Linked DNA regions of Mus musculus: regions 1, 2, 3, 4 and 6 are each linked to region 5. A link is a loop called in an ENCODE intact Hi-C map of the cell type or tissue named here. Cell type or tissue: heart. All regions are shown on one strand.

Region 1 (5,000 bases), 280 kb after region 5:
TTTCTGGCTGTGGATTCCTAAAGCGTTTCTTCATGCTTCAGCTCCGTTTGGACTTTGCCCTCTGGTTCTCCCTGTAATACCTGGAAGCAGGGTGGGGTGGGGGTGGAGCAAGCTCTAGTTCAAACTCCTACTCCCAGGCCCAAGCCTTCGTCCGGAAGTCTCTCTCTAACCACAAGAGTCCGAGGTCCTCACAGAGCTTCTCAGACTGTTCTGGGAACTGGCGGGGCATCCAGTTTGTTTCCTTCAAACCATTGCGCAATCTTGCCAAGGTCTGGAAGGTCCCTCAAGTCCGACACCTGCTTCTCCTACACCTACAACAAGACCCTAAAGCCAGGCTAGCCCACCTTCAATCCCATCACCAGGCCTCTGGGTCACTCTCCACACTCTTATTGTTCCGGGAACATCCATCCCACACTGGAGGTCCCTGTAAGACCTCACTTGCAGGACGCACCAAGAACTGTGCTTTTCTGTATTTTATATCTTCTCCAGATAGAGAAATCCCCAAAACGAAAGCCCTCAAAGCTGGGATTCACTCCCAGCCTTGTTGCTGTTACAGTCGTAGACCATCTGTTTTCTCATGCAACCGACTCGGTCTTTTTTGGCTTGAATCCAAAGTAGCAACTTGGAGCACCCCCAGACAGCGCTCAGACAGTCAGGCCCGGGAAGACAGATTTGTGTGATCAACATTTACATAGGGCTTAAAACCTTTGGGTGACAATGGCTGTGGGTGTGGGTGAACATGGAGCCCTAAAAAGTTGACATGGGAACTTCACACGGTCTTGCAGTGTTTCTCTAACCCCAGAAAGTCTGGGGTGCCAAGTACCCCAGGGATTGCGCTGCCTCCAGAACCACACAATAGAGTTGATTTTTTTTTTTGTTTTGTTTTTTAATTGTAAATGATCTTAGAATGCTTGAAGTAACTAAGATTTTGAGCTGGGCTGCATTCATACATATGACCCGCATATCCTGGGTACATGTGGGTCATGGGCTTGAAGTTTGGACACGTCTGAGCCATACCTGGGGAGGGTGAATGGCTTGGTCTCTACAGAAGCTTCCCTGTTCCAGACCTGTCCTAAGCCGGTGGCCCTTTTATTTATTTATTTTTCCAATTTTTTTATTAGGTATTTACTTCATTTACATTTCAAATGCTATCCCGAAAGAAGACTGGCTTCTAGGCAGCTAGGATGAAGGTCTTTTTTTTTTTTTTTAATTTTTATTAGGTATTTTCTTCATTTACCTTTCCAGTGCTATCCCAAAAGTCCCCCATACCCTCCCCCCACACACACCCACTCACTCCCACTTCTTGGCCCTGGCGTTCCCCTGTACTGGGGCATATAAAGTTTGCAAGACCAAGGAGCCTCTCTTCCAATGATGGCAGACTAGACTATCTTCTGATACATATGCAGCTAGAGACATGAGATCTAGGGGTCCTAGTTAGTTCATATTGTTGTTCCACCTATAGGGTTGCAGACCCCTTCAGCTCCTTGGGTACTTTTTCTAGCTCCTCCATTGGGGGCCCTGTGTTCCATCCAATAGCTGACTGTGAGCATCCACTTCTGTGTTTGCTAGGCCCCGGCATAGCCTCACAAGAGACAGCTATATCAGGGTCCTTTCAGCAAAATCTTGCTGGCGTATGCAATAATGTTTGCGTTTGGTGGCTGATTATGGGGTGGACCCCCGGGTGGGGCAGTCTCTGGATGGTCCATCCTTTCATCTCAGCTCCAAACTTTGTCTCTATAACTCCTTCCATGGGGGTTTTGTTTCCAATTCTAAAAAGGGGGGAAGTGTCCACACTTTGGTCTTCCTTCTTCTTGAGTTTCATGTGTTTTGTAAATTGTATCTTCTTGGGTATTCTAAGTTTCTGGGCTAATATCCACTTATCAGTGAGTGTATACCATGTGAGTTCTTTTGTGATTGGGTTACCTCACTCAGGATGATGCCCTCCAGATCCATCCATTTGGCTAGGAATTTCATAAATTCATTGTTTTTAATAGCTGAGTAATACTCCATTGTGTAAATGTAGCACATTTTCTATATCCATTCCTCTGTTGAGGGGCATCTGGGTTCTTTCCAGCTTCTGGCTATTATAAATAAGGCTGCTATAAACATAGTGGAGCATGTGTTCTTATTACCAGTTGGAACATCATCTGGATATATGGCCGGTGGTCTTTACAATAAAACTATGGAGTGGATTTCTGTCTCTCCCTTGGATCTTATTCCGGGTGGATATCTCATCCAGTGAGTTAGTTAGAGGATAGAGAGTGGCTTCCTGGCTCCCAGGTCAGACTCATCTCTCCCCAAAACCCTACCAGAGCTTCTACAGTCTCCAAAATAACATTCTCATGGATGGTTGAAGGTCTCTGGTCACTTGATCCTAGATGGATCCAGGCTCAGTCCAAAGCTTGGATGGAAGAAATGCTACATGTCACATTAGAATCTCCAGCCATTTCACCAAGGTCCCAAAATGAATAGGGGGGGGGGGAGGCGGGGGAGGGGGGGCTGGCTCAGTGGTAAAGAGCACTGACTGCTCTTTCCAGAGGTCCTGAGTTCAATTCCCAGCAACCACATGGTGGCTCACAACCGTCTGTAATGGGATCTGATGCCCTCTTCTGGTTCTGTCTGAAGACAGCAACAGTGTACCCATATAAATAAAATAAATAAATCTTTAAAAAAAAATAGTTAATGTGGGCACCAAGACTCTCACGAAGCCCCCTGGGGCTTACTTTTTAACATGACAGGAAAGCTATGGAGGGCCATGCTGAGTGAAGTACCTTCTTGGTCTGTTACCCTATTATTGTGTTTGGCAAGTGAGGGAGTCAGGGCATTAGTTACTCTACCGCAGAGCCAGGCCTCAGCAGACACCACCAGCCACTTCCCCACAGTCAGTCAGACCTGGGCCACTGGGTCCCCTGCCTTGTTGCTTGGCAGCTTTCTTCAAGGCCTGGCCTGGGCAGCCACACCCAACATTCTCACCACACCCTGTAATTCTCGCCACCCAGAAGTTCTTGCCACACCCTGCCTGCTCCCGGAAGGTAAACAAGGCCTCCAAAGAAGGGCTGCATTGTGTGCTTGCCCTCTTGGCCTTGGCTCTGGAGGCCCCAAATGGGCCTTTGACTTACAAACTCTGGCAGATCTATAAACAGTGACTAGAACAGAGGCCCTCCTGAACTTCAGCTGACCTCCAAGCTGGTCGGTTCTGAGGGACAAGTGCCTAGGCACCTGACTCCAGTGAGCAGAATTTCTACACCACCCAGAAGTGGGGGGAGTTTGCATTTGGGAAAGATAGAGGGAGGGGTGTCATGCTCCCTGGGGAAGACTGAAGTTTGGTCGTGTCACCCAGAGTAGAAGAAATTGCTGGGACATCAGTGAAGACCTCGGCAATGAGAGATGACAAAGTTCCTTTCCATGGAGCCCTGATTTGCACAGATGCAGCCGCTGAGGCATACAGAGTGCTTGCCCTGCGTCCCCCACTAAGCCTCAGATCCTTACCTTATTTGTGGATCATGCTGAGGGCGAAGCTCACTGTTTTCATTTCGCTAGTGAGGAAGCTGTGGTCCAGAGCCAGTAAGCAGGCTGCTCAGGGGCTGCTGATGAGCCCACAAGAGGAAGAACTAAGTTCTGAACCTAGCCCCTGGCTGGAGGCTGCCACCAGGGCAGCCTGTGAGTTAACACTGAGTCCACTTTCTTATGTCACAGGATGCACAGAAAAGGAGTCACTTTGGGGGTGTCTTTGTCTATTTTGACTGCTGCAATAAAATGTCGCAAACTTAGACCCTTTACAAACAACAGAAATATGTTGTTGAGAGTTTGGGAATTTGGAAGTTCAAGACCGAGGCACTAACAGATCTGGTATCTGCCCACCTGTGGTCATGGGGATGGTTCATGCTGTGATTGTTCCAGCAAGAAGAGGCGGGACACCACGGCCCCACCCGTTCAGGACCTCAGTACCTTATATCACCTTGTGACTTTCGTACATGGGCTTCATAGGATACAAGTACACTATAGCAGACAGACTGCTGAGGATCCCCCAAAATTATCAGGTCTCCTCAGAGTAGCTGGGTCATGTGCAGAAGGTTGGCGGGACTTTCTTACAACCAGAAAAAAAACTTGGCCCATTTGCCCTAAAAGCTCTCGAGTGGCGCACGGCTTTAATCCTAGTCCTTGGGAGGCAGAGGCAGTCTGATTTCTGAGTTCAGGTCAGCTTAGTACAGAGGTCCAGGACCACAAAGACTAACCCTGTCTTGAACACCGAAAAAGAGGGAGCTAGAGAGATGACTCACTGGTTAAGAGCACTGGCTGTTCTTCCGGAGGACTCTGGTTCAATTCCTGACACCCATGTGGTAGCTTATAGCTGCAACTCCAGCTTTAGGAGATCTGGCACTCTTACACAGATGTACATGCAGGCAAAACACCAGTGAACATAAAATAAAAACAGATCACACTCATTGTTAACTGTGTGTACCGAAAGGGTAAAGAAATGCAGAGATTCCCCTCACAGAGACTCTATGCAAGGGGGAGTTCTGTATCTGACCTCCAGTGTGGCCTTCCAGGATTGTCCCTCTGAGGTAATTTCCTGCAAAGGATGTGACAAATACCCCTAGAAAGAAAACTCCCTAACACACAGGTGTGGAAGGCTGAATGCCCCAAACCCTACTAAACACAGGGCTTTGCTCCATACCGTCAAGCGTTTGCAAGTCAATGGGGAGCAGGCTTTCCTAGTGTAGTGTCTGGGAATAAGCCTCATTTGTTAGGCTCTTGGTTAAATGCCCCCTTTTCAAGTCCTCCAAGAAATATTCTGAAACATCAACTTACTTGTTCCCATGGATCTTTCCTTCAGTTAGTACGCTAGAAATATTTCAAGACTAATGGACAAAGGAAGGTTTAGGATCCGGGTTTTTTTTTTTTTCCAAGTGGGAACCCACATAATTTAAGTCATGGGTGCCCTCTGCTGGAGACCCAGGAAAAAACAAGGACTCTAGCAAGAGCTGGGCTTTAAGGTC
Region 2 (5,000 bases), 52 kb after region 5:
AGAGAGAGAGAGAGAGAGAGAGAGTGTGTGTGTGTGTGTGTGTGTGTGTGTGTGTGAAGGAAATTAAACAACAACTGTGTTACTCTCCCAGCCCCATCAACAGAGCTACTACAGCCCCAGCCTCAATAATAGATGTGCTTGTGTATTTGTGTGCATGTGCGTGTCATTAAATGCTATGGAGCAATAAAGTGATTTGTTCAACTCAGATCTAGTCCCTGTCCTGCACTAGTCCCAAACACATTGAGGTGGGAAAGTGCAGAGATGAAACAATTAAGAAAGGGAAGATGTCCTGCCAGAAGTCCAGACCTCCCACCCCCAACCTCTACTACCACCCCTCACTCCCCATCCCAAGAGAAAGCCTTGGCTGGGCTTTAGAAGAAAGCAGAAAGGAGTAGCAAGTTTCTGAATCAAAACTCTTGGGGTGGAACTAGTCATCTGTCTTGACATGCCCCGAATGAGCTACATGCTCCCATTTGGGAATTCCTTCCTACAGGTCAAGTGCTAGGGACTATACCCGATGCACTGTCCCACCATGCAGAATGTTAGTGTGAACTGCAGGCTCTGCAGAGTTTCTCCGGAGAGTCTGACCCCACCCAGGTCCTGCCCTGCTTTCCTGAGACCCTCACAATTCTCCATCCTGGCCGAGTCAGATAGCTGGTTTCGGGCAAGTCTCAGCAGCCTGCCTGCAATCTTCCCTGTCCAGTTCACCCTGTGACTTGGGTTCTGGCCTCAACTATTGGCTGGGTCTGCACCCTGCCCACAGGAACCTCCTTCATGAGGCCACGCCCTTTCCAAATCCCATGTTGGCAGATGATGTTTTCCTTGGACCGATGCTTGTGTTTCCCTGGGGCTTTGTTGGGAAAATGTGTTTCCCTGCCTAAAACTACCTCTAGCCTTTGCAGAGGATCTCAGAGCCAAGGCCATTGCCCACCAACATTCTCCTTCTTCAAGCACTTTCATATAATCAAAATAAAATAAATGTTAGTTTTTAGTCATTTGGAAAGTCATTGGGGTAGACTACCACACAATTGATTCAACTATTTTCTACGAATTAAGTCTGCGCTGTTTAAAACATGTGCGGCTTCAGTGTAGTCTGACTGTGAACTGTGCCCCACAGCCTCTTGTATTTGAACACTTGGTCTCCAGCTGATGCCACTCTTGGGGAAGTTATAGAACCAAAGTGGGTGGGTGGGTGGGTGGGGCTCACTCATGGAAGCAGATCATAGGAAGGCTGATCTTGAAGCCTATGGCTTCACCATGCCTCTTCTCCACTCTGATAGACTGTACACCTGGAACTGTGAGCCAAAATCAGCTGCTCCTCTCTTAAGCCGCCTCAGCCAAGCATGTGGTCACCATTGGAAGCACAATACAGTCACTTGGCCACCACCATGACTCTAGCAATATGATAAGCCAATAGCACCACTAAGAGCTCATCGAGAGCTAAAGCCTACTTCCTGGATGTGGCCCAGTCCAGGGACATTAAGATGGGGACAGTGCTGTAAGAACAGTCTAAGAAGCCTCGGTCACCGCTGAAGGCAGGGCCAGCTTCATGTGTCTTAGCAAAGAGGCCTGTACTTTCACCATGGTCCTACAAACTATAAGCCAGCCATGCGAAGGTATCTGAGTTATAAGGTAGCGCAAACAAGGAGAGTACAATTGGATTTTCGTGTCAAGATTTTCGCTAGGGGCCAGAGAGTAAAAGTACTTGTGTTTGATGCCCAGATGCACACTGTAGGAAGAGAGACTCCACTTCATCAAGCTGTCCTCTGATCTCTCTCTCTCTCTCTCTCTCTCTCTCTCTCTCTCTCTCTCCCTCTCCCTCTCTCTCATACACACACACACACACACACACACACACACACACACACTAACACAATACATAAATCTAAAAGAAATAAATTCAAAAACACAAAAATCAGCACATTTTATTAGTTAAAACCAGTACACGACGACCACCACCATCATCCCCTGCAGTAGAACTTCAGGTACCCTAAAGCGAGCTCAGAAGATTGTTGGAAAAATGCATAGTAGAGGATGCTTATACTCTACTCTCTCGGGAAGCTATCTGGATAGGCAGTGGAGGAGGTCCCAGGTGTGCTGGGTGGCCACACTTTATGCTTATTAATAGTTTGATAGTCAGGTTATTCACAGTGAGGATCCAAGCGTACTAATGTATATGACATGCCTCCAGATGATAGGATATTTCAGAAGGCGTTTAGACATAAATACAGCCAGAATCTTATAGCGTGTTAGTGCTAACTAAAACCTTGACAAAAGCAAGGCAGCACTGATTTCAAAGGTATCTTCTAGCTTCCAACATCTGGATGCTAAAGGAAAAACAATACTGTGGTGTTCATAATTGGAGATTTGGGTGATGTGGCTCCCCAGTGCTGGGATCTCGGCAATGTCTATAGAAGATAAATGGCCCAATCTTCCTCTCCCCACCCCCACCTGACTGTCCCCAAAAGAAAACAATTCAGAATTTCCCTCCAGAGCTCCATCCTGGGGGGGCGGGGGGGGGGGAAGCAGCCCTGTGTCAGCTCTGGAGCCAATCTCCCACATCCTGGAGGCAGGCCCAGCCCCGTTAGAACTGATGGATCTTCCAGATGGGCTGTGATGATTCCTTGAGAAAGAAGATAAGAGAACCAATAAGCATGAAGCTAACGACATCTGAGTAGAGGAGACTATAACACAGACACACACCTCATCTTACACCGAATCTCAACTCTCAGCTGACTGCTCAATACAATTCAGGCAGACCCCGGAGGCCGGATACGGTTTTGTTCCCTTTACCTCACATTTTAAACAAGCATCATTACATACATGTGACACAAGTTTCACACACATGTGTTTCAGACCCCATTTCCCGTTCTTTGGTAGTTAAAATTTCAGGACTGTAGCATTCTAGTGCCTGCTGGGTTTAGTAACCCACATGGATTTGACCTAAAAAAGACCTGGTCCAAAACCATGCTCTGCCATTTCCTAGCTGTGATGATCTTGAGCAAAATATTTCTCTGACCTCAATTTGCATATTATCCATTATCCAGTGCATCCAATTGATTATGTGAAAATAGCATGAGAGGTCAATACAAAATGATGGATACACAGAGCATCAGAAGAACCTTCCAGACTGAGAAGAAAGAGAGAAAGAAAGAAAGAAAGAAAGAAAGAAAGAAAGAAAGAAAGAAAGAAAGAAAGAAAGAAAGAAAGAAGAAAGAAACACAAAAAGCAGGCCAATCTCTTGAGTGGAGCTGGCAGCTAAACTATCCCTCCACCAGTAGCTGAGAGGTTCAACTGGCAGGAAATGAGCACAGAGAGAGCTGTCACGAACTTCCCTTTCAATCTACTCAATTAAATGAGTGCTTATGGAATATTCTGTCTAAAATACAGTTTATACTTCTCAAAATCGCATGCAACAGGCAGTGAGAGAGGAACCCTGAGCCATGAAGAGACAAGCATAGCGCTGATCACATGAGAAACACTTGAAAGGCTTCGTTTCAAAACACATTGGTTAAAGTAGAAAAAGGGCCAGCCAGATAGATGGTCCAGCAGGCTAAGGCGTTTGCCATTCAGCCTGGGACTCACATGAGAGAATTGAGCCATAGTACATGTGCAAGCACATGCAAAAAATACTGGAGATTTAACTTGGTTGGTACAGCATTTGCCCAAGATGCACAAAACTCTGGGTTTGATGCGGAGCATCCCATAAGCAGCCACGGACTGCTGTGTTTTGTTCTGTTTTGTTTTGTTTTGAGACAGGGTTTCTTTGTATAGCCCCACTTGTCCTTGAAACTCACTCTGTAGACCAAGCTGGCCTCAAACTGAGAGATCCACCTGTCTCTGCCTTCCAAGTGCTGGGATTAAAGGCATGTGCCACCACTGCCTGGTTTAGCAATGATATGTTTACTGAGAGTAGAATGGCTGTTTTATACAAGAAGCAGAGCAGACTGTCTTGATCTAGGAACACACACACACACACACACACACACACACACTCACAACTACACAAAGAAACTCTGTGTAAGACCAGGCTCCCATTCAGTCAGGTGTTCTTCCTGTCCCATCTGTGGGGTTTGGCACTCTTTGGAAGCCTGTTTGCTAAAATCTCTCACCTGCTCCCTCTGCTTCCCTACTTGGCCCCAGGTCCTTGGCTACATTAGAACAAAGTTTACATTTACCACAAGGCAGGTTATAAAACGATGAAGTCTTATTTTTCATTTGGGCATTTGTTTGGCATGAGATCAGCTCAAACCTTGTTTTCCCACAAACATGTAGTAGAATCAGTAATTAATTATCTCACTGAAGCAAGAACAAGGTGAGGGACATGTTCTTAGATTCAGCAGATAACCAATGACCAGAATCCACAATGAGCTGAAATCTGCCTAGATTTCTTTTCATATAGTATTAGGAGAGTCTAACTCTACTTTTAAATGAGTCATGAAACAAGTCACTTAAACACTTTTTTTAAAAACTCAAACACAAAAGTTATTACACATCATTTAATATGATATGAAACCTTGACCAAACTGGGGCAGGCTAGGGCCATGTTTTTCAGTAAAGTCTAGCTTCGGAAGGACTATATGTAGCCACCACTATCCTGGGCAGCGATGGTGCTGTGATAGCCCTTCCCTACAAAATTAATATTCCCTTAATATTTGCTCTTGTCAAAAGGCAACTGATTGTTGGGTATTCTGTTTATGGTTTGCAGACTGCATCACTGTGCTTAAAGCAGAGTCACGCAGCCAAAGTAATTGAGCAGGGTGCAGCCAAGCCAAAGAGAAGCGGTATATTATAGAGACTGCCACCACCAGGCTCAGCCCAGTCCAGCCCAGCCCAGCCCTGTCCATCCCAGCCCAGCCCAGCCCAGCCCAGCCCAGCCCCACCCAAGGCTTGGCCTCAGCCCTACCTAATCAAGCTACTAGTTGTCTTAAGGGAGGGACCCAAAGAACAGTGCCAAAGCCTCCTGTCAAGACGTACCACTCCCTGGGTCTAGGCTGGCC
Region 3 (5,000 bases), 76 kb before region 5:
TTGGGAATCCAGACAAACACAAAAGGGTGAAGACACAGAAATCAGACAAGTAAGTACAAGGCAAGGAGAAAGTTCTGGAACAGATCATCACTCTCAAGCCTCAGACGTGCACAGACTCTCAGCTTTCCAGCATCTATCACCCCCAAAATGGGAAACTTCTGCCCTTGGCTGCACTTTGTTGCAACAGACCTGGCAGAAGTCCAAACAAGACAAAAAGCTGATTCTGCAGCCTACCCCTGCCTGCCAGCTGATCGGCCTTGTTCAAGCTGGAGAACCTCTGGAGAGTCCAGCTCTGTATGGGGTTCTTTCTTCCGAGCAAACCCTTAAGCTGTGGGAGGGCTGGATCTGTGTGATCTGACCTGTACCTGTCCCGGGCTTCCTTGCAGCTCCCCTGAGACAGCTTTTCCCTGTGAAGCTAGCCAGCAACTCCCATCAGTAGCAGGCAAGAATCCCAGGACTCACTCGACGAACCAGCCTCGTCTGGCTGGATTCTTGAAGAACATATGGAGTCACCCTATTCCCCTATAGCAGCTTCAACTCTCAGGTTCTCTTTCTTGTAGCCCATCTCCTGGGTCCTCGGTGGTCCCTGGGGGTCCCCGGCAAGAGGCAGGTTGTTTAGGCCAGCCAGATACCACTTAAAGAGACCCAATTCAAAACATAACCGTGTGCGACTCAACTTACGGTCAGGCTCTGAATCTACAAGAATTTCATAAACAAGTAACATTTAAAAAAATGGTTATCGATGAAGGAAAAAAAGAACCTGAAGAAATCAGATGATGTGAGGGAGGTTTAGGCAAGACCTTTCAGGTACAGTGTGTTCTAAAATTTGACTTTTGAATTGTAGAAATAAATGACCTATTAAAATAAAATTTTAATTTAAAATGTGCTCTCTACTTAAGAGGGTACCCGAGTGTGTGTGTGTGTGTGTGTGTGTGTGTGTGTGTGTGTTTTTGCATTGGAAACACACCCAGTGTAATTTGTAAAATAAATACATAATAAATAGGTTAAATGTTTATTTTGACTTATGTTTTCAAATGCCAGTTGTTTAATTTACCATGAAGGATTGCTGGCAGACCCATCATCACTGGTACCGAATACGGCATTCAGACCTTGACCTAGGCTGGCCTTCCCAGGAAACCAGCTCTGTGGCCTTGCCCTCTTCACTCTTCCCATCAATACCACAGGCTGACTTCTCCTGTTGACAGGCGCATGGTCAACACACACACACACACACACACACACACACACACACACACACACACACACAGAGGTTTCCATTGCACATGCACAGTGGGAGGTCATTGGCTAAGCGGTTTCAAAACACACAGCCTAAGTCGTGGCAAGATCCAACCTTAAGAATGCGTTTATTTGATTCCATGTCACTGTACCATATACTTGGGCTACTCTAAAGAGAGACATAGGTCCCCTTTCCCCAAGCACTTTACTTGGAGAAGTTCAGGGCCAGAAAGGCTGCTGTCTTCTTCCTCAGTCCTAGGGCAGAAACTTCCATGAAAGCTGGTGAGGTGATGTTCACCCGCATCTTTTTTAGACCCTCCCCTCCTTACCTTAAACCGCTCCCCCACCCCCCACCCCCCAAGAAGGAAAAGACAAAAGAATGCTATAACATTTTCAAGAACTAAGCAAGCACAACAGCCAGCACTGTCCTGATTGGTCCCGTCGCCCCTGTTTTCTTGTGCTATAGAGAATATCTAAGGGTTCGTCTCCTCTAAACAGACGCTTGTAAGGAAAGTTTAACACAATTTATAGAGCTGTAAAGTTCTTGGTATGGCCCTCATTGGAGTGCTTTCTCACATTCCCAGAAGTAGCCAATCTACCACGTGGCAGAGCTGCTAGAGGAAGGGAGGGAGCCAGCGGGGCCCTGAGCTGCCCGCAGGAGCAGCAGCAGCAGCAGGGCAGGGCGGCTCCCAGGAGGGCGCAGGCGTGGCGGCCCCTCCCTGCCGCGAGCCCATGCCCGCCCACTGCCACCGGCGAAAAGGAGGAGAGACCTACATTTAAAAAGGCAGGAACCTACTAGCTCCAGAGCTCCTACAATGCCGAATGAGAATTCCTATTTATGAGGTCAAACGGAGGTCAAGAATTATCCAGTCATCTCTAAAACCCCCTACTTAGGGGGTCAAGCCAGGCTGGCAACCCATGTTAGCTAAATAGAACTTGATCTCCCGAAAGCCTAAAACTGCTTTATTTTTTCTTTCTTCCTTTCTTTCTTTCACTTTTTTACTGTTTTGCCAGAGATACGGGTTGGCTTTTTTTTTTTTTTCTGTTACTTCCGGTTTGTGGCTGAACTTTCTTTGCCTTCCTTCCTTTTGGGGTGTGGGAGGGTTAAGCTGCTTCAAAATAATGTCCACTTAAATATGTTTTTAAAAATGGGAGAGAAAGAGGAGCTGGGATAGAAAGAAGAGGAAAGGAGAGGGAAAGGAGGGGGAGGCAGGAGAGGGAAAGAGGATGTTAGAAGAGACAGCACACAGTAATTTTGTTTATGTTATAACATTTAGCACACTCCTATTCATGGATGTGTTCCACAATTATGCTGTGAGATGCACAATGTCACTGTGTTCAAAGTACAGGTAAAGAAGCCGAGGCTCATCAAATCCTGGAACTGTGACCGACTCTAACCCTGAAGTCCTTGCGTTCATTTAACCCTTTAAGGAAGGGTACGGAGGTGTACATTCATCCTTTATTACAAAGCCTATGTCTGATATGGAAAAAGAAAAGCTTTATTCGGAACCTTTGGAAGAATCTTAAGACTATGATTTCGTCTTTGGTCACTCCTTTGGAATTTTTTGACGCGGGCATTAACATGGGCTAAGGTGGTCCTCGCAGCCCCACCCACGGGCGCACTTCCAGCTTCCGGCAGCAGGGGGAGCATGTGTGCAAGAGGAGGAAAGGTGCACCCGGCAGGAAGTGTCAGTGCATGGTCTGTCCTTAGCAGGTCCAGGCTAAGAATACATTCATTTTTCTCCTTCAACATTTAGAACCAGTGGCTGCAGGCTTCTCTACAGAGATTCATGCTTCCTCGTTTGTAAAGCCGGGAAAACAGTTCTGGGACTTGTAGAAAGAGGTCTCTGCTGCATCCAAGGGAGGAAAAAAAAATCTCATGAAGGAGCCAGGCTTGGCTGCTGGCTTCTGTTGAGAAAGGAGAACTCAGCAAGCAGGACAAAGGGCCACCCTGAGTGCAAGCAGCACAGGACTTCTCCCGTTGACTTCCTGAGACCACCTCAAGGCTTGGAAGCTGCGCTAGTTCTGGCTTCTCCAATGGTACAGGCTTGGGTCTCAGGCACCTGTAGGTGCTACTCACATGGCAGAGCCCGTGAATTATGGCAGAGCCCGTGAATTTCTTGGAGATTCATCAAAGAATTCACCAAGATCCATCAAGATTCTGGTCATTCACCACGTTGTATTACATAGTGAAACCCTATGCAAAAAAACCAAACCAAACAAACAAACAAATGCAAAGAAGTAATGGGGGTAGCCAGATAGAAGTGGACAAACGGCCAGGCAGTGGTAACATGCTCCTTTAATCTCAGCACTCTAAAGGCAGAGGAAGGTTGGATCTCTGTGAGTTCAAGGCCAGTCTGGTCTCCAGTGCAAGTTCCAGGATAGCCAATGCTACATAGAAAAAAAAAAACCTGTCTCAACAAAGAGTAAGAAAGGAGAAAAAGAAAGAGGAGGAGGAGGAAGAGGAGGAGGAAGAAGACAGAAATAAAGAAAAGAGAAGAGAGAAAGAAATGGATAAATGGTGGCCCCGTTAAAGTAGAGAGCAATGATATCTAGCTCTCCATCCTTCAGGCTCTTGCCCTTAAAATACAGTGATACCTGAGTAGCATATAGACACACACATTGTCACAGACGGACCTGGTGTCTTGTTTGATGGTTAATCTGCCTCATCGACTTGACTGGACTTAGAATCCCCTAAGTAGCAATGACACTCATCCCTGGATGTGTCTGCCAGGATACGTCCAAGGAGGATGGGGAGAGAAGACAGCCTGAATGTGGTGGGCTCCATCCCACAGGGCACGGGTTGAATAAAAGGGAGAAAGAGAAATGTAAAATGCCAGCATTGCCCCCCTTCTTGGCTTCCATGATGTAAGATATCCCTCCATGTTTTCCCACCATAATGGATTGAGGCCTCTGAAACCATGGGCCCAAACAAAGCCCTCTCCTTGTAAGCTGGCCTCTTAGGAATCTTGTCACAGTGATGATAAAAGAAACAGTGCACCTAGTATCAAATGATAGCTGTATCTCAGGTTAACATATCATGAAGAACTTAAATCATTTAGAATGTTTTTTATTTTCCTAGTCAAGGCACAAATTTTACCTGATGTTAATAAATATAATTCGTTTATTTAATTACCATTAGTTGAATATCTCCTTGAATAACAGTCCAGGTGCTAAAGTCAGGAGAAATTCTGGCTCCTTCATATAGTACCTGTGTACTCTGAACAAGGTTCTAAGCCTGCATGAGCCCCACGTGCATCAAATACACGATGCTGGGAAGATGGGAGGGTAATGGTACCTGATGCTCTCTAGGAAGACTCAGTAAAATAGCAGCACTCAGTGTTCACAGTATGTGCAGGAGACAAGAAACTTTACTCAGGAATTCAGCAAATAAAGAAGCCATGAAGAACATTCCAGAAGGGTCCAGCACCACCCTGTTTTCACAAGCTTGCTGGGTGATACTCACCCACACTGGAGTTTTAAAAAAAAATCAAAGTTTAAGGGCTATGGATCTTAAGTGAGACAATATTATGCTTAGTCGTGCACTTTGGAGAAGACAGATCTGAGGCTAGGTAGAAGATGAATGGCGGGAAAGACAGGAAACAGGACAATGAAGATGAAGACCTACTGAGTGCAAATGAGAGATGATGGAGGTCGAAGCATGGGCCACGGTGGTGGGAATGAACAGAGGGCAATGACCTGTGTGTCACAGAGAGGGGGATGGGACCTACCTAGGAGACACGTAAGAGGTAGAACGGACCAGA
Region 4 (5,000 bases), 290 kb before region 5:
TCTCAGCACTGAGCACTTGGAAGGACCATACTTGGTAAAGATTCACTCTGTCCCGGGTGGTATGGCAGAGGTGCTAGTAAATCAGAGTGAAGCTGTGGCAGGCGGAGTGTGCTCATCCGAGGGCTAGGCGGAGGGCACGCAGACACACTGCTTTCTCTGAGTAGAGGACAGCGATGCTCCACCTTCGAATTAAGTCTCTGGTCTTCAGAGCCTCACTGTTGTCCCTACCACAGACAAGTGGGTGGCAGTACACTTGTCCCTGGGCAAAGTTATGCACACACTTGTCTCTTAAGTGGTTTTGTCTGTGGATTTCACTAGCTTTCATGAGATTGGGGTCCTTTGGTGATCTTGTTGAAAGGTGGATTGTTGAGGTGGGACCAGTTGCATCCCAAGCTCTGTCTCTGAAAGGCTTTCTTTCCCACTGATACTGCTGTGAATAGCCCATTTTGAGTAGTTAGGGCATAGAGTAAAGCAGCCACAGTGGGTATGATATGAGTCTTCCAGGCCTAGCTAGTCTCTGGGCCTCTGCAGTCTACACTCAGGGCTCTCCAAGGTCCAAGAGCCTCCAATAATCTCGGTTCTCAATGAATTTCTTGTTTTCTTTGTGGTGGCAGGAACGAAGACAGGGCCTGCTGGGCCAGTGCTCACCACTGAGCTGCCAGTGACCTTTTATGAGAAGGATGCGTGTGTAAGAAAGCAGGGTGCACTGGAGAACAGTGATACCGAGTAAGCGGGTAAACATGGACCTGGGAAAGCAGCGGTCTACTGGCATCCTCTGCAGGCAGGCTTTGCCCAGTGCTGTGTTCCAGAGATGCACTGTCTACACAAGTCTGCTTTCCTTGTCGAGGGCTCTCTCCTCATTGTCAGGACAGCAGAGGATGCTGGAAACCAGCTCTTAACTAGCTAGTCTGTGCTGCGTGCCCTTTAGTTTCTTTTCTCAGCGTACCATATGAAGGAGAACTCTTTGTCATTATGAAATAATTTTTAGGCAGCTCTCCACTTGGAACAGAGAGAATCTTTTTGTTCTGTTTGTGCCAGGGAACAGTTTTAGCCTTCATTTAGTTCTTTTCATTTAAGTATTTCATATCACAGTGTGCATTTTACCAACAATAGATGCCTTCAGATTTTGACATGTTTTGAAAAGGGGAAGGAAACTCTTTTTGGCATAAATAAGAGTGATTTATTGACTTGAAGCCCTTTATGTGAGTATATAGTCCAGTAAAGCCAAGGCTGAGAGTTTTGTTTTGTTTTGTTTTGGCTTATGAGTACAGCTGGGTCGGCCTAAACCCTGAAGAACTTTAGGTTAGATAGCACATGAACCAAGAAGTAAACGTTTAAGGCCAGACTAAAGCGCGTAAGGGATCTTCGGTGTGACTTCTGTGTTACTGTGCAAAAGGTGGGAAGCACTTAGTGGCTGATTTGTTTTCAAAAATTGATTTACCTCGGGGAGATTTTAATGGCTAACATAAGTGAAATAATGCAAACGCCGTCTCCATCTCTGCATTTTCTCTTGATCAGGAGTGCTTGTCTTTCACTGGGCACGGGGACTTCATTGTTGAGACTGGGTCAGCCAGGCTGCCCCTGAGCTCACTGTATAGCTGATGCTGCCCTTGAACTCTCGAATCTCCCTCCACTTCTGAGTGCCGGGGTGCCACAGGTGTGCCCCCGTGCCTGATTTTTGGTGGTGGTGGTTTTTGGTGCTGGTAGCTTGTCTTTCTGGCTTTTGTGTTGTGTGTTGTTTAGTGCGGAGGTTGGACTAAGGGCTGCATGCCTGCGGGGCAAGTACTCAACCATATGGACTTTATCCCTGGTCTTCTGGGGAGATTCTTAAGTACCCAGGCTGTCCTCTCACAGGCCAGACTCATGTGAGTTCTCCAAAACTGGGATTGCTGCCACATCAAGACCAGGCAACCTCGGGTGACTGGAGAGCCTGTCACCACTTGGTGGCAGTGTTTCTCCCTGGTCTTGGTGGCTCTGCTCTCCCATCCCCAAGAAAGAGCTTGCTTTCTTCCCCAGTACTGTTGTGTTTGAGTTAAGATAGTTGTCCTTCTGCCCACTTGTAACTTATTTGAATAGGGAGTTGTGGGTTCTGTAGGACTTTATGGGACTAGTCTCCCTTTCTTCAGGGTTTTATGGCAACGGCAGAAGCAGGTAGTGTCCAGTTGACAGATGTGATTATTTTTAATTTCTCCTCTTTGAGATGGGTCTGGCTCTGTAGTGCTACTTGGCAGCCTGTGCCCTAGCCTCACAGATACTGGAGTTCCAGGCATGTGCCACCTCCCCTGGCAAGATTGGTTTTCCTTCAGTTTTATTTAACTTTGCTTTTCGGTGGTGAATAAAGATCTGTCTTGAGATGGAGTTTTCAAACCAAGGATTTGATTGTTCATGTGAAGTTTTTGGTTTTTTGGTTTTGTTTTGTTTTTTCTTCTGTTTTGTGTTTGTTTTTGTATGTGTTGTCTTTGGCATATCATCCTAGAAGCCACTGTGACTGGCCTTGGCTGGCTGCTCCTGCCTGCACTTGTTAACACTGCTAAGGCAGCCCTGTCAGCTTTTCCTGATGCACCTCTGGAATTCAGACAGCAAGTTCGACCACTTCTGCTTGCTAGCAAGGCTCGAGGAGTAGAGCTGAGGCTTCTATACTGCAGTGTGGGAGCTGGGGGTCCTGGGAGTCAGGTGACCAGGACTTGATTGCAGCATCCAGCTGCCAGGGACTTCCTCCTTAGGGTCAAGTGACTGCTCAGAGCATGCCCCCAGGACAAAGTCCAAAGTGGACGTTTTGATTTGTCATTCTCATTTTAAATTTTGTGGCGAGGACAGGGTCTCACATAGTTCATACTGGTCTTGAACTTTGTGTAGCTAAGGCTGTCCTTGAACTCCCAATCCTGTGAGTACTGGAATTACAGATGTGATTTTCTTCTCTAGCTTAATTTGTTACCATTCAAGGTTTCAATAAGCTGTTGAGTTTAAATAAGACAATGGCAAGAAGTTTACAGTGTTTTCAGGGGAATCAAATCTGTGGACTTAGTGCAGTCTGGTCTGAGTATGACCAGCACAGAGGCTCCATGTCCTGTAGGTACTGTTCTGTACCCCCAGCTTTCCCTCCCGTGAATGTCTGCTGACAGTTCCTACTGCACCAGCCTGCTGGCCCCGAAGCTCTACACCCTCTAGCGTCCCTAGGTACAGGGATGGCCCCGAAGGGGAGGGCAGCATGAGCTCTGGGAAGGGATTCTTTCCTTGGAAAACACAGTTTATTTTTACTTACAAAGCAACTCTATTGAGATATATTTTGTATACTGTACAAATCACCCATTTAAAGCCCACAGTTCAGTATTACTATTTTTAGAGATGCAGTCAGAGTACTGAGCAGCTATTACTATAGTAATTACTGTAGTACAAGTTAAAAATCCTTAAATCACTAGATAAAGAATTTTCTAACCATCACTTCTCAGTCCATTGTCCCCACCCCTAGCTGACAGGCAGCCACTAATCTACCATGTCTCTGCAGATTTGCTTATCCTGGACACTTCCTGTAAATGCATCCACAGAATTTGTGGTCCCTCTGCTGGCTCCTCCCACTTCTCATGATGTTCTCTAAGTCTTGTGTCATGTCAGTGCCTTATTCTCTGATGGAAACTAATGCTCCGACCTGTGGACATGTTACATTCTGTTTAATGTCTCCCAGTCAGTAGACAATGTGAGTTGTTTCCACCTCTTGGCTATTAAGAATAGTGCTGTTCTGAGCATTGATGGAAAAGGGGTTTTGTGGATGATCATTAGTCAGCTATAGGATGGAACACAGGACCCCCGATGGAGGAGCTAGAGAAAGTACCCAAGGAGCTGAAAGGGTCTGCAACCCTATAGGTGGAACAACAATATGAACTAACTAGTACCCCCAGAGCTCATGTCTCTAGCTGCATATGTAGCAGAAGATGGCCTAGTCGGCCATCATTGGGAAGAGAGGCCCCTTGGTCTTGCAAACTTTATATGCCCCAGTACAGGGGAATGCCAGGGCCAAGAAGTGGGAGTGGGTGGGTAGGGGAGCAGGGCGGGGGGAGAGTATAGGGAACTTTGAAATGTAAATAAAGAAAATATCTAATAAATTTAAAGAAAGAAAGAAAGGAAGGAAGGGAGTTAGGACTATGGGTGTGACACCATGGTAGAGGTTTGCCTAGAATACATGTGAGTCTGGGTGTGATCCCAGCCCTGAAGAAAAAAAAAAGACTTTAATTGTGAATTGGTGCAGAAGCCCTTCCCGTGGGGAGAGACTGCACTGCTGACGCTGGGCTGGTTCTGCCAAGCCAGAGCTGGAGGAGGCACTTAGGTTCTTGCTGTGGGCTGGCCTTGTTTGCTTTGCTTTCACTTCAGTCTGATTCTCTTGGGTACTGGTACTGTCCTCGTGAGCTCATGGGAAGCCTGATCTCCAAAGAGCCTTCCCTGGGGTTCCCACAGTTTGCCTTCACCCCTGGGAACCAGTCAGAGGGCCATAGGTTAGTGGTATTTGCAAAGTGCCGCGTCTCTTTCAGTGATCCTTAAGCTTAGCACACCCCAGAATGCTTTGGGGGAGCTGTAGAAACATAGGCTACGGGGCATCACCCCAAAGTTCTGGAGATTAAATTATTTGGGGAGGAAGCCTCAAGCCCCAGTGACTTACAGGAAAGGGCCCATTATTTCCGACCTAAACTCGGCTTCCAAAAGTTTTAAGTGAACAGTAAGATAGCATCAGAATGAAAAATCGATATATCCTATAGCAGATCGGGTGCCATTGCACACCCACCCACTCATTGAATACTATCAGTAGCCATTGTAATTATCCCCAGTGTGTCTTACACAGTTAGTGTCTCTGCTTTTACACATACTAAATTCCAGGGTATCATTACTCATCTTTAAAAAGATAGTGGGCAGCTTGATTGAGATACCCATGGCTCCTCTGTTCTGATTAGTTAATGCAGCCCAGTTCCAGTCAATTCTGATTAGCATTAAATTCAATCTCCAGTTGCCCA
Region 5 (5,000 bases):
CTCGGTGAGGAGTTGACATGTTTAGAACTGTAACATGGCAAATCATTGTGAAATCTTCTAATGGGTGCCCGTCCCCTGCCAAACAAGCCCAGCACCCAAAGCACACAAAGAAATCATTGAAAGACACTGGACCGTGTCCAAAAGGCCAGGGCTAATGTTTCACCTAATCTCCCTCCTGGTCTCTCCTGCCTACTGCCGGCCCCACCCACAGGATCCGCACTGGAGAGCTCCCCGCAGCTGCTCCGGGGCATTTACACCCTCTCACCCCACAGCAGCAGGAGGAAAACCATTATGAAGCCAGCAATATAAAAGGGGAAAGATGCGTGGAGGGGGGAGGTGGGAGCTGATGGAGGCAGCGCCTGTTTTCTGGCAGGGTTGCTATGCTTGGGGTGGGGCCAGGAAGAAGGCCCAAATGGGGCCAGAGGTGACCCTGGTTCACGTTTCCTAGGACACTGCAACTTAGGGTAGAAGTGCCTAGGAGCTGGTAACAACAGGGCTTGTTTTTTGTTTTGTTAAGTTCAATTTGTTTCCAACTCTTCTTATCTTGGCTCTGTCTTGGGCATCACAGACTCCAGAGCTTTGCAGGCACAGGGTGGGGTAGGGTGGGGCTGAGTCATTCTTTCTTTCTTTTCTCTTAAAGGGATAGGACTAGGGACGCCTCTTTGAATGCCTGTGGTTTGCTCAGATGTGATGGCAGTCCTTAGTAAAATACTCCGACCAGGCAAGAGTTCTTTTTTCTCTTTGAGGGAGGCTTTCACAGAGATGGCCACCAACAAATTCTAAGGGCAGAAAGGATGTTTGCTGGGAGGACTTTGGACCTGTAAGATAACCCTGATGTTAATCATTATTTCAGCTGGCCAGAGCTGGCCTTGAACTTCTGGACTTGCTAAGTTGAATATGAAGAAATAAATCCAGTCCGGTTGGTTGTAGTGGATGTTTTTAATTCCAGCACTCAGAGGCCGAGGCAGGCTGATCTCTGCAAATTCCAGGACAGCCAGAGCTACACAAAGAAACCCTGTCTTGAAAAGCCAAAAATAAAAAAAAAAATAAAATAAAATAAAATAAAGAAATAGATCCCTTTTAAAAATGAGCATTGATGTAAATGTGAACCTCAGGATTTGTCAAAATTTGTCTGGGAAAAGTATTATGCTTAATATAGGGGCTGTCCAGGTTTGGGAGTCACAGGCCCAGCTGGAATCTCAGCTCCATCATTTCCAGGCCTGTGGCTGTGGCCCATATCTACAGCCTCAGTTCCCCATCTCTAGTAAGGGCAGTGATAGCCTCTGGCTCCCCAAGAGTTCCTTCAGCTGCTCCGGCATCTCAACAGATGTGTATGGCTTGTGCACCCTCCTCCAATCCACAGAGGACATGTGCGCTTCAGCCAGCAAGGAACAAAGGAAAAAAAGTTCAGCCCCTTCCTTGCAGCTTTGTATGGATCGAGAAGTAGCTTCAAACACACAGGACCCAGACACCCTAAGGCTCTTTCTCTTGTTTACTTATTTTTTTATTTTATTTTTCCATTCCATAGCCCTCACTGTGTGATAAGCGCCTTCTGAGCGCTTGACAGAGGTTGACTCCGCCCACCTTTCACCAGTTGCCTATGAAATGCACAGTCTGGGGATTCTTGTTTTGCAGGGGAGGAAACAAACACAGCTTATGGTCCAGGGACATGGCACAAGGGTCTCACCAGTCAAGACTTGAACCCAGGCAACCTAAGCCCTTGTCTTTGTGGGGATTGTGGGCAACTGTTTATTTGGTGAGGGCAACCAAAGGTCTCTCTGTATGAGATACCCAGGCTAGCTCTGCACAGCCTAGAAAATATTATTACTGAAGTTGTCAAAGTCTTCACTGATAAACATTCATAGCCAGAACCTCGGACCAGAAGGACCAGATGAGGTCAGCGGAACAGAGAAGCTGGTTCCCAGCCCTGTGGCTCGCTGCCCATCGCTCCACTCCCACCAGGAGGCGGCTGCAGCCTCTTCTCTGGTCTCCCCCTCAGCCTTTTGGCTCAGTTGACTGTGAATTTGCTGATGGTTGCAGCCTGAGTAGGTGGAGGGTGGCGGGAAGGAGAAAACATCGAAGGAGTCAAGGATAAAGGAAACAACTGGTTTTTAAATTCCAGTGGTTATAAAATCAGTAGCTGGCCATGGCAGACATTGCAAAAGTGGCAGATTTCGATCCTGTTTCCCAGACTCTGTCTCCCCATCCACTTTCCAGCTAGGTATGGTCAGTCACAGGACCCAAATCAGGCCTTTTGTCCTTTCCCTCCACCCCACCCCACCTCCTAGCAGTCCTTCTTGTCCACTTCTTTCTTTGAATGTATGTGCAGTACTTGGTCATGCAGGGGTTAAAGACATATATAATAATAGGGGTGTAGGGATAAAAACGAAAATATGGCTAAGATCAAATGCAATGTGATAACAGGGGTGCAGGGATTCGATACAGATGTGATGACTGGGGTGCAGGGATTCGATACAGATGTGATGACTGGGGTGTAGGGATTCGATACAGATGTGATAACGGGTGCAGAAGCTGCCACATGTAAACCATGAAGGAAGAGCCAGGAAGCTCTCAGGCATCAGCTCTACAGTGCTGAGCTGTTGTGCCACGTGAGTTCAGAGTTTTGCTGTTTTCAGCTTAGGATGATCCTGTCATCAATACTCATAGAAAAGTCACGAGAAACAGGAAAAACAAGACGGGGGGGGGGGCGGGGGGGATATCACCTGTGATCCTATTACCCAGATGTTATTTCAAAATATATTTTTTCCATTTCCCCTCTTCTAATGTTTTTCAAAAATACAGAACAGAAGGTCCATTGGCAACTGACCCTTTTTTAGTGTGCTGTGGTCACTTTTCTGTATCAGTCACATCCATTACCCAGGTTTCTAAGAATTCTTTAACTCCAAGTATTAATAATAATCATTCAGTCATGTTTGTACATTCCTCTTTGTCTGATTATTTCCTTTGGATTACTAAAACTGCCATTACATGTTGGATTGCGTGTGTGTGTTTATGTATGTGTGTGTCCTCCCGTGTGCATATACTCAGCAGCTAGATCAGAGCATCTATCACTCTTCATCCTACAGCTCTCAGACAGGGTTTCTCCCTGGACCAGAAGCTCACCATATTAGCTAGACTTGGCTGGCCAGTGAGCTCTGGGGAATCTGCCCTTCTCTGCCCTTCAGCGCTGAGTTTACAGGCATGCACAGCTATGCGCAGCTTCTCTTGAGAGCACTGGGAATTTGAACTCAGGTCCTCATGTTTGCAGAGCAAGGGCTCTTGCCCACCAAGCCATCTCTCCAGCTCTAACAAAGTGTTACATATTAGGCTTTACATATTTAAGATAAAGCATCTTCCCGAAAGATCTCCTCAGACTTCTTCATGTCACTATCTACACTTTCAGTTGTCATCTTTGAAGAGATACTCATCAGCTCAATAATTAAAATCCCAGAGAAACTGACTTCATAACTGAACTACATAATTTGGCATTTCTCTATAATATGTGCCCTTTCCAACTCAACCAACTGCTCACCACGTGCTCACACCGGCTAGGTTAGCTTATGTTAGCTCTTAGCTTGTGTTAGCTCTTTCCATACGTGCAAACCACTATCTTTTTGTTATATATGAAAAGTGCATCTTTGCGAGGAGGGGATGAGGTAAGTAACTTGCCTAAGGTCACACAACTCGTTGGTGACCAGACTAGACTTTGTAATTAGATCTGCAGGACTCTAGAGCAGAGATGAAAGAGAAGGAGGAGGGAGGGACAGAAAGAGGGAAAGAGAGTCCTCAGCTGGAAGTGCTGTGAAGTTCTCTACGTTTCAGGTAACTTATCCAGGGACCAACAGCAAAGATTCTCACAAGGTAACTGAAGGATGCAGCTATGGAGTAGTTGAGGAGGGGACCATCCAAGTCCAGTCTGTTGTACGCTGCCAACAGATACTCATGGAGAAATTTTGTCTTCCTAGGCCTGGAGGGGCAGACTGAAGTTTACCGTTGAGAACCCGGTGAGATCTGTAGCCATGGAAATGCGGTGGCTACAGTCACAGCCCTTGCCAAACCCAGGCGAACCTGTGACACTATCACTTCTAGCCCTACCTGCTGTTGGCAACTTCCAACCATAATGAAATGAAGAAATGAAAGGCTGGGACCCATCACCCACAGAAGTCTAGGACACACAGAAAGGGGGAGAAGGCTAGTGAGTGACCCTACAGAGGCCATCAGAAGAGTGGGACAGAAGCATCCTGTATCAGCTTCTGACTCACTATAAACCCAGATGCAGCACGTTCAAGGCTGCTATCAGGTTAAATGCAGCTATAAGTAAAGAACCCAGTAGAGTTCAATACACACACAGACATACACACACATAATCATACACATACATATATACTCACACAAACATATACATACACACAGACACACACATTCTCACACATAGACACACACACTTATACATACAATGTGTTTATAATTGCTTATAATACCTAATGTCATGAAATTACTTGTTACAAATTTTAGGGAATGATGACAAGAATAAGAATGTTTATTAAAAGAAATACTTTAAGTCTGTGGTTGTTTGGAGGGCCAGATGTACTACAGCAGAGAGCATAGAAACTGAGCTCTGGACCAGACTACCTGCCTTCTTCCAAAACACCCAAGACAATACCCAGCCTATGTGGCTGCCAGAAATGTTGGTTCTTGTTAGTATTATTCCTTCTATGCCTGTCAGCACAAAAAGATGTTCTGGAAGAAGTCACTGTCTTCCCTCCACAATGGAAGCCAACACTGGTGTCTCCTGCAGAGACATCTGGCCTTGGCTCCTGTTTCATCATTTGCTCTATCTGATTGGATGACACCAATTCAGAGAAAGAAACAAGGAGAGAGAGAGAGAAAGAGAGAGAGAGAGAGAGAGAGAGAGAGAGAGAGAGAGAGAGAGAGAGAGAGAGAACAATTCGTGGTATGTGAATCTCATAAGTAAACTGTAAGAGAAACTACATCTCAGA
Region 6 (5,000 bases), 120 kb after region 5:
TATTTGGTCATGGTGGGTTTTTGTTGCAATAGAAACCCTAAGACAAATGGTTACCTTTAATATTCTATTACTACAGTGGGATGCTGGTCTTTAACAAAGTTAAATATCCTTTTACTTCCCAAGGTGTCCTTTGCTGCTCTTTGATTTTTGTTTTGTTTTAGACTTAGGATCTCATATAGCGCTGGCTGGTCTCAAACCTACTATACAACCACGGATAATCTTGAACTTCTAATCCTCCTGTCTCCACCTTCTAAGTGATGGAGTGTCAGGCTCATCCCACCACGCCTGGTTTACTCAGCACAGCCAATCAAACCCAGAGCTGTGTTCGTGCTGGTTAAGTATTCTATCAACTGAGCTGCATGACAAACCCAGCTGAAAAGTTCAGCTATACCCTTTGAAAAGTTCATACCTACGTGCCTCTCTCAGGCTCTCAAGCCACTTCTGAGCAGAAACTCTGAGCAGCTTCGAGGGCAGAGCTGGCCAGCAGGTCTTTTCTGGACACACCTGAACTTTCATGCAGGGAGAGGAATGTGACACACCCACTTTCCGAAGCAGCTCCAGGTGGCAGCGCAAACCACACACTTTTACAAGGAAATGTGTGAGTGTCACACGGAGAGTTAGCCAGTCACCTCCACTTGACAGGGGGTTTAAAATAAACCTTTTCAAGATTAGATAGATGGCCCTGGGACTTCAAACATAAACTACTTAGAACTGTCCATACAGGAATAATGGCAGCTGGTGCCCCATCTTAGACACTCACAATCCGGCATTGAGGTGGATCTAACAGAATTGCATTCATGAGAGTTGGCACACTTTTTTGGTAGGGGGAGTGTGTACTGGACCACATTAACACTTGAAATATAGTGCGCATGCAGTCATAAGAATATTCAAATAATAGCTTACAGTGTACAGAGAGCATTTTCATATTGAGCACCCCTCAAACAAGTCTACAAAACAATTTCCTCCTATTCCTTTAGATAACTAATCTGAGGATCAGAAAGATTAAGTGACTGACCCAAAGACACACAGCCAATAAATCACATTGTTGTATATCTTCTGTGGAGAGAATCAAAATTCATATCAAATGATACTAAATGGCAAAAGGAATGTAGATGTTCAAGTAACAGGAAGAGTCTGTTGGTGGGGCGGGATTCAGGCACAGGTTGACCAGAAAGCCGTCTCTGTTCTACATTGTTTGTCTCCCATTGGCCTTTATTTTTATGCCAGCTTTTAATTTTTAGTGTTTTTATCTTGTTTTGTTTTGTGGGGTTTCATTGTTGTTGTTGTTGTTTGTCTGCTTGTTTGATTTTTAATTAGAAGCAATAAGCGAGGCTAGGGAAGTAGCTCAGTTGGTAACAGTTTACCTGGCATGCATGAAGCCCTGGGTTAAACCCTCAGCACCATGTAAATGAGGTGCGGTGATGACGTGTAATCCCAGCGCTCTGAGACAAAAGTGAGAGGATCAGAAGCCAAGGTCCCCTTTAGGTATCCACTTGAGACCTTGTCTCAAAAACAAACAGGAAAGGTGGCCACTGAAAGTTAATTTCTGAAGGGGCATTACCTCTTCGCTTTCATTTTACCGAGGGTCAGGGGGATGGCACACACTGAGTGGCACGGACCTACATGTCCACATGTGAGCCCATGACCAGGGCCAATCAAGGCCACAACCCAGAAGCTGAAGGCAGGACCAGTCCCATGTAAACACAGCTGCTCTGCCGTGAGGGACGGGGTAGAACGGAGCCTGTAGCCATCCACAGCATCCACTACGAGCCGTGGACTGGCACTTGTGTCTTAGGACCCAAAACCTTTCTCCTGCTCTTCTTTCCTTTATCTAGCATATGGTTCGCCTTTACTTCGGGAGCTGATGACCTCAAGGAAAGTATCTGTATTTGAATATGCATGCCTCGAAACAGAACTCCTTCCGGCTGCTGGATATCCAGTGTTCTGCCAGGCTCTGTGAAATCCTGTTTCTTCCATTTCTTCTCAACTCCTGTTCCCCTGAATTCTTTGGCCGCCTTCGCCTTTGTTTTAAGTACATTTTTGTTTCTTTGTGTGAGAGCCCAACCAGGAAGACAGAAGCCGCTCTGAATATTTAAAACAGAGGAAATTTAATGCAGGGAGATGAAAAGAAACCCAGAAGGCAAACAAGAGGGGATGAAGCAATCCTGAGACTAGCCACAGCAGGAAGTCGCTGCCACTCCTAGGAGGGAGGGACAAAGAGGGGAAGCCATGGGACGAGAGCCCAGGGGCTGGCATCGCTCACAGGAAGCTGGAATCGTGTGGGCTGGTGAGAGCTCATAGAAGAGCCACAGAAGCTGCCAAGGATCCCACCCCTGCACAAAGGAAGAGGGGAAATGCCCGTTCCCTTCCTGCTGCTCTCCAGGTCCTGGGCTTCACACTGGCTAGACCCACCCGGAAACCAGCTGACAAGTCTGAAGGCTGCTGGAGCCTGCAAGGACAGGTCCTCAGTCTAGAGACCTGGAAGGGAAAAGAGTCAAGTCTTGAGCCAGATGGTCCTAGGAACAGCTAGGCATGGTAGCACACACTGAAAACTGCAGCCCTCAGGGGACAGAGGCTGAAAGATTAAAAATTAAAGACCAGCCTAGACTATGAAGCAAGTCCAAGGCTAACTTAAGCTACTTAGTGAGATTCTGCCTCCTGAAGACACATCTAGAACTCTGGTAGGACATTTGCCCCTTTTGTTCAAGGCCTTAGGTTCCTTATCCAATACTGAGAAGAGAAAGAAAAAACAAAAACAGAAAAGTCCCCAAACTGGAAGATTTGCATGACAAGTGTCTTAGATGTTCATTGTGAAAATTCTAGAATTAGAGAGAGGAGGAGGGGAGAGGGTAAAACCATGATCCAGTTAGCTCTTTTGTTTGTTTGTTTGTTTGTTTGTTTGGGGTATTTTTGGGTTTTTTGTTTTGTTGTTTTGGTTTTGGTTTTGGTTTTTTTTTTTTTTTTTTTTTTTTTTTTTTTTTTTTTTTTTGAGACAGGGTTTCTCTGTGTAGCCCTGGCTGTCCTGGAACTCACTTTGTAGACCAGGCTAGCCTCAAACTCAGAAATCCACCTGCCTCTATCTCCCGAGTGCTGGGATTAAGAGATAAACCATTAGCTAGCCGCAGGGTCCGCAGTGCCACCAATTCTTCCATAGCCCGGAGCTATCCATGGTCTCTGCTCTTGCTCTGTCAATAGAATACACTTTCTCATTTTGAAAAGTGTGTGTGTGTGTGTGTGTGTGTGTGTGTGTGTGTGTGTGTGTGTGTGTGTGTGCGTGTGTGTCTGTGTGTGTCTGAAAGCAGAGATAAATACAAACATAGAAGAGAGTTCCCTCAGAGAGTTGCTGGACATCAGTTACCTTGTCCAATTTGGTCTACTCTAAGCCAGCTGGCCAGCACTGGGGGAGTCATCTGCCACAATGGAGCAGACTCTGTCTGTCACCCTCTTCAACAGCAGATGGCCTGTCCCGCATTCATCTACGTCACACAGCCGTGCTGGGAGAGACACTGACATGCACTGTTCTACCAGGAGCCTTCAACCCAGAGGGCTGGGAAATTACGCTTGCAAGCTCCACTCGGCTTGGGAAGCAGTAAGAAGGTCCCTGAGCAGCCTGACAATAGGAGGGGTTGCGCAAGGGACAGTCAATGGGATTCTGGTTAGACTTTCAAGTCAATTGACTTGATCATGCAAATGTTGGGTGGCGTGTTGTGAGCAGGGGGGAGTGTTTCTCCTTGACTGGAGCACCTCTCTGTCTCCCTTGGCTTCCTGAGCGCTTGATTTAGCTCCTCCCAAAAAAAAAATGTTTTCCTCACATTGTTTATTTGAAGCCGGTAGTCTGGGCATGAAGCCCAGTTTAATATAATTTTTACTGTTGAGACTGCAGCCCCAATTCTATAGAGATGGTTATTATCATTGTTGTCTGAGACACCTCAGTACCACAGCAATTACCAAGGCCAGGTGCACACCCACAGTCACCTCAGCCCATCTGCCTGCCCCACCCCTTTCTACAAACTTCAGAAATGAAGCCAAATACCCACTCCCATGTATGATACAGCAAAGTAGGCAAAGGAGATATTTGGCTACTATCTAGATAATGTGATCAGTCCAGGTCAACAGTTCATATTATTTAAGTCCTACAGTGCAAGTAGATATTAAAAGAATGTGGAAAATTCCATTGCTTGAGTCCTGTAAACATGCGGGCTGCTTCTCTCCCTAATTATGTTTTACATAACCTAATGCATTCATGTTAGTTTACATCCTCTTAACATCTACTTGCTGAAAAGTGTGTCACCTGGTTGGTCAGAGAGAAAGAGTGACCACAGGACATTTTGGGAGGACAACTGGTGACAACAGGACACATTCAGCACTGACAGAATGTGTAATGTAATGATTGGTATGAAAAATGGTGTGTGTGTGTGTGTGTGTGTGTGTGTGTGTGTGTGTGTGTGGTCCATTCCCAGTTTTACTGCCGAGTTGGTTCAGACCCTTAGTATGACTTTCAGATGCAGGTGTTGAAGGCAAGGGATGGGAGTAACAACCCCGGGTGTGGGCATTAGCCAATAGCCATGCGCCTCTGGCTCCCCTCCAAGCCCTGAGCTGGAGCCTGTGCCCGGGCTTGCATCTGCAGCAGCTACAGCCTTGCTGAAGGATCGTATCACACTCACAATGAGAATCACTGCAAAAACAAATAAAATGCTTTAAATGTTTAAATGTATTTCCAAGTATTCGTCTTCCAAATATTTAGACTCTGAGCCGATTGGGCCAAGAGCCCAAGCTTCCTGTGCATACTAGAGGCTTCCAGCAATTTCCCTAAGATCAGGATCTACATAACAACTTCGGATATCACCCCCTCAGATCCCAAGACAAATTCCCAAGGTATTGCTTCAGGAAACCAACCATTCTCTGTGTCCAAAGGCCTCCTCCTAATGCCTACAGGAGGATTAAGCTCAAGTTTAATAAATGCTCACAGAGACCTATGCAAGACTATAGTCTGTGTCCAC

Evidence for each region. Hi-C counts contacts between places; a loop is a spot of excess contacts. Peaks named below come from ENCODE experiments on the same cell type or tissue, not always from the same donor. Only the 100,000 strongest peaks of a DNase experiment are listed, where the experiment ranks them.
Region 1: a loop joins it to region 5, with 2.8 times the contacts of the local background. A loop is called at or near these places in 3 of 42 quality-filtered maps.
Region 2: it touches region 5 in a loop (2.3-fold over the local background); 3 of 42 quality-filtered maps call a loop at or near these places.
Region 3: a loop joins it to region 5, with 2.0 times the contacts of the local background. A loop is called at or near these places in 5 of 42 quality-filtered maps.
Region 4: a loop joins it to region 5, with 2.6 times the contacts of the local background. A loop is called at or near these places in 2 of 42 quality-filtered maps.
Region 6: a loop joins it to region 5, with 5 times the contacts of the local background. A loop is called at or near these places in 2 of 42 quality-filtered maps.

What each region holds. Positions count from the first base shown.
Region 1 is chr5:64,861,880-64,866,879 of GRCm38, forward strand. No RefSeq gene overlaps it. Among named protein-coding and RNA genes, the nearest start is that of Gm31889, 15 kb to the right of the region's middle. In heart, a CTCF peak has its summit at 4,946 (motif pointing left); DNase peaks (open chromatin) are centred at 252, 602, 2,992, 4,952 and 1 weaker place; H3K27ac peaks cover 2,318 bases.
Region 2 is chr5:64,631,609-64,636,608 of GRCm38, forward strand. No RefSeq gene overlaps it. Among named protein-coding and RNA genes, the nearest start is that of Gm3716, 23 kb to the left of the region's middle. In heart, no CTCF peak of the experiment used is centred here; a DNase peak (open chromatin) is centred at 2,583.
Region 3 is chr5:64,503,476-64,508,475 of GRCm38, forward strand. It overlaps Gm52815 (a long non-coding RNA gene), which reads left to right. Exons shown (of 3, transcript XR_003955927.1): 3 at 1-2,305. Among named protein-coding and RNA genes, the nearest start is that of Gm52815, 10 kb to the left of the region's middle. In heart, a CTCF peak has its summit at 1,953; DNase peaks (open chromatin) are centred at 196, 1,936 and 2,906; H3K4me3 peaks cover 1,517 bases; H3K27ac peaks cover 3,107 bases.
Region 4 is chr5:64,287,501-64,292,500 of GRCm38, forward strand. All of the region lies in intron 14 of Tbc1d1 (TBC1 domain family, member 1), which reads left to right. Among named protein-coding and RNA genes, the nearest start is that of Gm38634, 33 kb to the left of the region's middle. In heart, a CTCF peak has its summit at 1,937 (motif pointing right); DNase peaks (open chromatin) are centred at 731, 1,921, 2,611 and 4,401; H3K27ac peaks cover 783 bases.
Region 5 is chr5:64,579,680-64,584,679 of GRCm38, forward strand. No RefSeq gene overlaps it. Among named protein-coding and RNA genes, the nearest start is that of Gm3716, 29 kb to the right of the region's middle. In heart, CTCF peaks have their summits at 66 and 1,957 (motif pointing right); DNase peaks (open chromatin) are centred at 292, 1,312, 1,612 and 1,942; H3K4me3 peaks cover 525 bases; H3K27ac peaks cover 2,091 bases.
Region 6 is chr5:64,699,707-64,704,706 of GRCm38, forward strand. No RefSeq gene overlaps it. Among named protein-coding and RNA genes, the nearest start is that of Gm26761, 2.8 kb to the left of the region's middle. In heart, no CTCF peak of the experiment used is centred here; DNase peaks (open chromatin) are centred at 1,715, 2,295, 3,615 and 4,585; H3K4me3 peaks cover 324 bases; H3K27ac peaks cover 1,562 bases.